Linked DNA regions of Homo sapiens: all the other regions are linked to region 2. A link is an interaction called in ENCODE POLR2A ChIA-PET data of the cell type or tissue named here. Cell type or tissue: HCT116. All regions are shown on one strand.

Evidence for each region. Peaks named below come from ENCODE experiments on the same cell type or tissue, not always from the same donor. Only the 100,000 strongest peaks of a DNase experiment are listed, where the experiment ranks them.
Region 1: POLR2A ChIA-PET joins it to region 2 with 11 read pairs; 4 of 35 experiments call an interaction of 5 or more read pairs at or near these places.
Region 3: POLR2A ChIA-PET joins it to region 2 with 13 read pairs; 22 of 35 experiments call an interaction of 5 or more read pairs at or near these places.

Annotation. Positions count from the first base shown.
Region 1 is chr1:148,401,610-148,404,109 of GRCh38, forward strand. It overlaps RNVU1-3 (RNA, variant U1 small nuclear 3), which reads left to right and starts at 1,106; the gene lies at 1,106-1,266. It also overlaps the pseudogene PDE4DIPP6. RefSeq lists enhancers at 406-1,111, 737-966, 997-1,046, 1,057-1,106. In HCT116, no CTCF peak of the experiment used is centred here; DNase peaks (open chromatin) are centred at 792 and 1,242; H3K4me3 peaks cover 1,301 bases; H3K27ac peaks cover 841 bases.
Region 2 is chr1:148,521,462-148,523,961 of GRCh38, forward strand. RNVU1-27 (RNA, variant U1 small nuclear 27) reads left to right here and starts at 1,140; the gene lies at 1,140-1,304. RefSeq lists an enhancer at 696-755 and a silencer at 1,056-1,375. In HCT116, no CTCF peak of the experiment used is centred here; DNase peaks (open chromatin) are centred at 802 and 1,240; H3K4me3 peaks cover 812 bases; H3K27ac peaks cover 532 bases.
Region 3 is chr1:148,387,304-148,389,803 of GRCh38, forward strand. MIR6077 (microRNA 6077) reads left to right here and starts at 979; the gene lies at 979-1,060. It also overlaps the pseudogene RNVU1-2. RefSeq lists an enhancer at 282-1,121. In HCT116, no CTCF peak of the experiment used is centred here; DNase peaks (open chromatin) are centred at 1,168 and 1,638; H3K4me3 peaks cover 1,681 bases; H3K27ac peaks cover 1,765 bases.

The DNA.
Region 1 (2,500 bases), 120 kb before region 2:
TTAAAATGCATTAAAGGCCACTGCACTCCACCCTGGGTGACAAGAGGTGACTGTGTCTCAAAAAAACCAAAAACACTCCCCCCTCACCCCAAAGCATTAGACGTCAAGGCTGGCAGGGATGTCTGTTCTCTTGAAAGTTCAATATCAATTCAATACTTTAAATTCACTGTAGTTTCAATCCATTGGTATGGAAAGTGTTTTGAATTATTGTACTGATTTTTTTCTATCCTCTTTCTGATACGCATGCTAATCGTATGGACCTTGGACATCTACCTTCCTGAACTTTTCTCTCCTGTTTTTACATTATTATTTTGGTTTGTGGGAAATATTCTTGACATTATCTTCAACTTAATTTTTGTTCTTGCTTCTACTATTTTAGTTTAATTTCCAAGTATTTTGATATTGAACTTTCAAGAGAACAGACATCCCTGCCAGCCTTGACGTCTAATGCTTTGGGGTGAGGGGGGAGTGTTTTTGGTTTTTTTGAGACACAGTCACCTCTTGTCGCCCAGGGTGGAGTGCAGTGGCCTTCAATGCGTTTTAACGAAGATATGCACACAGTGCCACATCATAAAGATAACCAGGTTTGAAAGGAATCGGTTTCCTTTGTAATCCTAAACGTCCTAGTCTGCTCATTGAAAGCCATTATTTGAAGAAGGGTGCACGGGCTTCCAGCTGGCTGCCAAGTGGGACCTCCACAGGACACAGATTAAGTACCCGCTTCATTGCGGCAGACGAGGGGCGGGGACAGGAGGGAAAGAAGGGACAGGCATAAGTCACTTCCCCCGCCGGCTCCGACAGCGGGTAGGTCCGCTGAGGGGCGTTGGGTGAGGCGGAAGAGCAGACGGGGATCCGGAAGGCGTTGTCGGTGACATCACGGAGAGGGCGATTTCTATGTAGATGAGGCAGCGCAGGGGCTGCTGCTTTGCCACGAAAGAGTTCCCGTGCCGTGGGAGCAAGTCTGGGACCGCTGGTCGGACCGGAGAGTCGCAGCTGTGTGTTAGGGCTAGGATGGCTCCGGGATGCGCGTGACGCAAGTGACCTTGCGTGTAAAGGGTGAGGAATATGAGGCTGCGGCGGGGCGGAGGGGTGTGAGCTTATACTTATATTTATCTGGCAGAAGAAATGTTATGATCACGAAGGTGGTTTTTCCAGGGCAAGGCTTAGCAATTTTACTCTGGATGTGCTGACCCCTGTGATTTCCCCAAATGAGGGAATCTCGACTACATAATTTGTGGCAGTGGGGAACTGTTTGTGCTTTCCCCTGGATTGCTGTCGTTTTAAAAGTGGATTTTGTTTGCTGTGGAAGCATATACAACGCGTTAGTATAAACTAATAAACAGGTCTTTGTTCCCATCTGTCACTTACTTTCAAAGTAAAGATTTTGTCAGGTAGTGGTTGGTTCTCACGCTTGTAATCTCAGTAGTCTGTGAGATGCATTGATAACTTTATGTTAATACCGCTCGAGCTCTGGAGTTTGATGTCAGTGTGGTCAAATATGGTGGACCCGTCTCTACTAATCTCTTAACTTTTTTTTTTGTTCTATAGAAATAAAACTAAGCTTTTCTTTTCCCTATGGGAGCCCACTGTAAACATTTATTAACAGCAAACAGTTCACTGGAGTGCATGGCTTACTGCAACCTCTGCCTCCTGCCTTCAAGCTATTCTCCTGCCTCAGCCAGAGAATACTCGATCTCCTAGGTAACTGAGATTACAAGCGCAGGCCACTAAAAAATTAGGCCCGGCTAATTTTTTGAATTTTTGGTAGAGACAGGGTTTTACCATGTTGGCCAGGCTGGTCTTAAACTCCTGACCTCAAGTTATCCGCCCGCCTCGGCCACCCAAAATGTTGGGATTACAGGCCTGAGCCACCGCGCCTGGCCTGTTTACAGACTTTACAGACAGATTTTGTTTACAAGCTTTACACGCACGGTTCAGTTGCAGTTAGTGTATATTATGCTGGGCCCAAGACAAGTGTCTTTTTTTTTTTTCCCAGTGTGGCCCAAGGAAGCCAAAATTTAGACAACCCTGCTCTAGAGGGTTTGATTCATGTTTCCACTGGGTTATGCTTATTGCCTGTAATTCCATTTGATATTTTCCAAATTTGATTTTTTAAAAAGCGTTTTCCTGAAGCACCCTAAAGCTTTCCTAATAATATGGGAACTTAAACCAGATTGGATGTGACAAAACCCTGCTGGAATCCTGCAACTTCTAACCTTAATGTTAGATCAAGAAGCAAAACACCCACCAGTCCAAGGGTCAGGGAAGATGAAGATCATGCCTGAGCTGTAACAACGCCCTTCCCAGTATACAAAAGCGTGTAACAGCCACTCGAATTCTATCTTCCAAGTGTCTCCTGTTGCCCAGGCTAACCTAGAGCTATCTAAAGATGGCAAATCTGGGAAATGTGCATTCAGCTTGGCAAAACTGATACATTACAAATCCACCACAGTCCACTTCTTCTCAAAGTGGCATCAATGTGCACCTTCCTCCTCCTCCT
Region 2 (2,500 bases):
AGACCCCTCCATTTCATGTTTTGTGATTTGAGCAACAGACTGGAATCTACTTGAAATTTGCAAATGGTCTTTGACTTGGGCTTTCCAATTTTGCTCTACTTCACAGTGTTTTCTGGGTTATATACAAGGGAGATGATCCAGTCATTTGTTAAGCACCTCAAATAAGACATACCCTAGATTTTTTTTGTTTGTTTTGTCAAATTGGGATTATTTTTGTGTCTTTGGAGAATATAAAATACTAATATGAGGTAAGCACTAAGGTTCTGAGATGGCCGTGGAAGAGATGACAAACTCCATCACCATGCCTGAGAGTGTCCAATCGTCTCTGCGGGGGCCACATCATTTTGTATTACACTGTATTTGAAATAACAACAACAACAAAAAACCCTTCAAGATTCATAAAATTGGACAACTGTCTTTGTAACACTTCTAGTGGTAAAACCAGTAAGGATGGCTAGTTTGCAACCCATCTGAGCAGCCTCTCTGGTTTCATAGATATGTTTTCTCTCTGACATTGAACGGCTTTCAACTTGAAGCGGAATGCTACATCACAAAGATAAACAGGTTTGAAAGGAACCGGTTTTCCTTGTAATCCTAAACGTTCAAGTCTGCGCATTAAAAGACATTATCTGAAGAAGGGTGCACAAGCTTCCTGTTGGCCGCCAGAAGGGTTCTCTGCAGGACACAGATCAAGTACCACAGTCTTAGGGGGAGACCAGACGCGGGGTCTCTGCGAACCTCCCCAAAGGACAATGGCAGGAGGAAAAGGAGAAAGAGACAGACGTCACTTCCTCCGCCAGCTCCGGCAGCGGGTTGATGGGCTGAGTCGGCGGAGGGTAGGGCGGAAGAGCAGACGGGGACTGGGAAAGGCGCTGTCGGTGACATCACGGATAGGGCGATTTCTATGTAGATGAGGCAGCGCAGGGGCTGCTGCTTCGCCACTAAGGAGTTCCCGTGCCGTGGGAGTGGGTTCAGGACCGCTGGTCGGACCTGAGAGTCCCAGCTGTGTGTCAGGGCTAGGAGGGCTGTGGGTGGTGGGGGGGGGGGGTGGGGGGGGGGGGGCGTGCGCGGGGCAAGTGACCGTGCGTGTAAAGGGTGAAGCGTGTGAGGCTGTGGCGGGGCGGAGAGTGCAAGAGTTCATACTTACCTGGCAGGGGAGATACCATGATCATGAAGGCGCTTTTCTCATGGTCGCGGCTTATCCATTGCGTTCCAGATGTGCTGACCTCTGCGATTTCCCCAAATGTGGGAAACTCGACTGCATAATTTGTGATAGTGGGGGGCTGCGTTCGTGCTTTCCCCTGGCGCTTTTGTGGTGCGAATAGTAGATGAGCCGTAAGTGTTTTTGTAATTCAGGGTGCGGGCTCGTGTTTTGTGGCTGTGTTCTGTCCGGTCAGTTGTTTCCGTTCGCAACGGTTAGTTTTCCTTTGTGAGGCCATGTTTAGGGACAGGTTAGAATTATCCACTTACTCTCTCGGGAGGCGAATTTCAGTCTCTGTTGGTTGGGGTATTCTCCCAGGTTAGCTGCCGCGGTACTTGCTAGGTGGAGCTCAGGGATCAAGGGTCGGGAGCTTTCTGGTTTGTTCAGTGCTCCCAGGGCTTCTAACATCTCTTAAAAACTCTGGTGTTTTCTGTCATCCTCGGAGTTACCTCTTAGCCTCTGTTTTTTTTGTTGTTTTTTTTCCCCCCCTCCCTAAGACAAGTCTCGCTGTACCGTCCAGGCTGGAGAAGTGGCGCGATCTTCCCATCTCAGGCTCCCGAGTAGGACAACCGCACGCCACCACACCCGGCTAGTTTTTTCTCTTTTTTTTTCTTTTCTTTTCTTTCTCTTTCCTTTCTTTTTCTTTTTTCGTAGCGGTTTCACCATTCTGCTCAGGCTGGGCTCCAACTCCTGGGCTCAAGTGGTCCGCCCAGCCTTCTGAAGTGCTGGGATTACAGGTGCGATCCATCTTGCCCTGGCAGCTCCTGCTTTTCACCACAGCATTCACGGGAGTTTGTAGGATTTCTGTGCTGGGGAAACGTGTACTCAGTTAATAGAGCCAGGTGGAAGTTGTACTCAGAACTGGTGGTTTTCTTTGGAATGAAAACCGTGCATGTTGGGGGCTCTTAGTGTCCCCGTTCGGTTGTAGACATAACACCCTTGCTTTGTGTAGGGGGAGGGCTTTGCCCGTGCCCTGGTGCCCCGGCGCAGGGCATCGAGGCCTGCAGATCAGAACCGCAGTCTAACCTATGTCTTGGCGGAATACCCTGCTAATTCTCCCTGGAATGTAAGATGGGAGGTCTTGCGAGGAGGTTTCTACAAGTAAGAAAACAAATTTCCATTCGGTTTTTATTGACAAAATTGAAAATTATAATAACTGAGTCCAGCCTCTCAGATGACAAATGTCTTTTGCACTGAGAGCTGGGAACCGCCGCTTGCCTCAGCTCCTGCGTGCAGGTGCAGCCCTCGCTTCCCTCCACACTTTCTCCAGCGGGTGTCAGTTCCTCCACAAGAGGCAGA
Region 3 (2,500 bases), 130 kb before region 2:
TCGTCATGTTGGTCAGGCTGGTCTCGAACTCCTGACCTCAGTTGATCAGAAGTAGGTGAGGTCAGAAAACATACCCTGGGAAATGCTGGCACAATGCCCAGAACCGCCATCTCTAGGCCTGGGGTTTTCTTTTGTAGTGGAATACTAGTATTCATGCAATGCAGGGACAAGACCAATTAGATACTTCTGGGAGTTAAAAAGAGATGAATTTACAGTGCCATTTGAGAAGGGGTATTAAGGAATTTGCCAGGGTACTGACGCGTGTCAGGTGCAAACTGCAGGTTGAAAGAGAGCTAAGTATTTTCTGTCCATGAAGGTGATAAGGGAGGGCCTGAAGAAAGACGGACCGGGAAGGACACTGGCGCCAGAAGTAGGAAAGGGCTGCTTGGGGGTGGGAAGGATGGGTCGGGGTGCTATCTAAAAAGTTGCCTGGCAATGGATGTAGGATATGGAAGCGAGACATCAAACAAGAAGTTGTCATTTAAATAAAGTCTGAAGAAAGACTAGATATGTAAACAGCAGGAGATAATAGGGAAACTGGACCCCGCTGCTCATAAAACTTCCTGCCTTATATTTCAGGGAGGATCGCAGCGCATTTCAGCCAAGACAAGTAAGACTGCGGTTCTGACCTGCGGGCCTCCACGAATTGCATTAGGGCACCTGGGCTCCGGGAAAGCCATTCCCCTACACAAAGTAAGCGTGTTATGTCTGCAAATGAACGGGGACACTAAGAGCCCCAAAGGCCCTGCTTTCATCCCAAAGAACAGCGCCTGTCTGCGTAGTTTGTACCTGGCTCTATGAGGTGAGAACACATTCCCCGCTAGCACAGAAATCCTACAAACTCCTGAGGGGGCTGCGGTTAGAAGCAGGGGCTGTGTAAAAGGTGACTCTGGGGGCTAGAGAAAACCACGAAGATTTTCACAGAGCGTGAGAACCCAAGACACTGGAGACCATGGACCAATCTCTGCAAAAAGCAGCCCTGCGTAGAAAGGGAAGAGCTGTACGGCCTTCGCGCTAGTTTGTTTGTGTTAAGGCTGACGCTCCCTATTTCTCCTCAGTGGGAGAAGCGACATCTTAATTCCTATTTCCCAGCCTTCCACTGTAAGAATAACACGTCCAAGACACAAATCAATGAAAGAAAAAAGTAGCCCTTAGAGTACAGCGTATTCTTGAAACTACAAAAAATCAGGGGAAAGCGCGAACGCAGTACCACTACCACAAATTATGCAATCGAGTTTCCCACATTTGGGGAAATCGCAGGGGTCAACACATCTGGAGTGCAATGGATAAGCCTCGCCCTGGGAAAACCACCTTCGTGATCATGTTATCTCCCCTGCCAAGTAAATATGAGCTCCTGCACCTCCGCCCCGTACGCCTCACCCTTTACACGCACGGTCGCTTGCCCCGCGCACCCCCCAGCCCTCCTAGCCCTGACACACAGCTGGGACTCTCCGGCCGGACCAGCGGTCCTGAGCCCGCTCCCAAGGCTCGGGAACTCCTTCGAGGCGAAGCAGCAGGTGGGGAAGCAGCAGCTCCTGCGCTGCCTCATCTACATAGAAGTCGCCCTATCCGTGATGTCACCGACAGTGCCTTTCCCAGGCCCCATCTGCCTTTCTGCCAGTCAGCCGACCAACCCGCTGCCTGAACCAGCAAGAGGAAGTGACGTCTGCCTCTCCCTTTTTCCCTCCCGCCCCGGCATCTGTTTTCGCCCAAAGAAGCTGGTCCTTAGCCTATCTTGTGAAGCAAACTTTCGGTGGCCAGATGGAGCCTGGGTACTCTTCTTCACATAATGACTTTTATTTCGCAGACTAGAACGTTTAGGACTACAAAAGAAACCGGTTTTCTTCACATACTTATCCTTGTAATGTAGCATTCCGCTTGAAATTGGAAGCCGTTCAATGTCACAGAGAAACCATATTTATGAAAGTAAAGAGGCTTCTCAGATGACTGCAAACCAGCCTTCCTTACTGATTTTATCACTGGTAATGTTATAAAAACAGTTGTCAAGTTTAATGAATCTTGTAGTTTTTTTTATTTTTATTTTTATTTTTTTCCAAATTCAGTATTGTGGAAAAATATGCTGCCACAGAAGAAATGATTGGACACTCTCAAATGTGGTGTTGCACTTTGTCATCTTTTGCACAGCCATCTCCAGACCTTATTGCTTACCTCGTGTTAGTTTTTTATATTCTGCAAAGACAAAACCAAAATAATCCAAATTTGACAAAAATACCTGGGATACATCTTATTTGTGATGCTTAACAAATGTCTGGATCATCTTTTCTTATATGGGATTATAATGCAGGAAACACTGTGAAGTAAGCAAAGTTGGAATTCCCAAGTCAAAGACCATTTGAATATTTACAAGTAGATTTGAGACAGGAATAATACAGGGTGGTCACAGGATAACAAATTCTAGGCAGCAGATTTACATGACTTGAGGCTATGGGCTGATAAGATGCTGAAAAACCAGGGTGTGGACCAAGCTGGCTAAGACTGA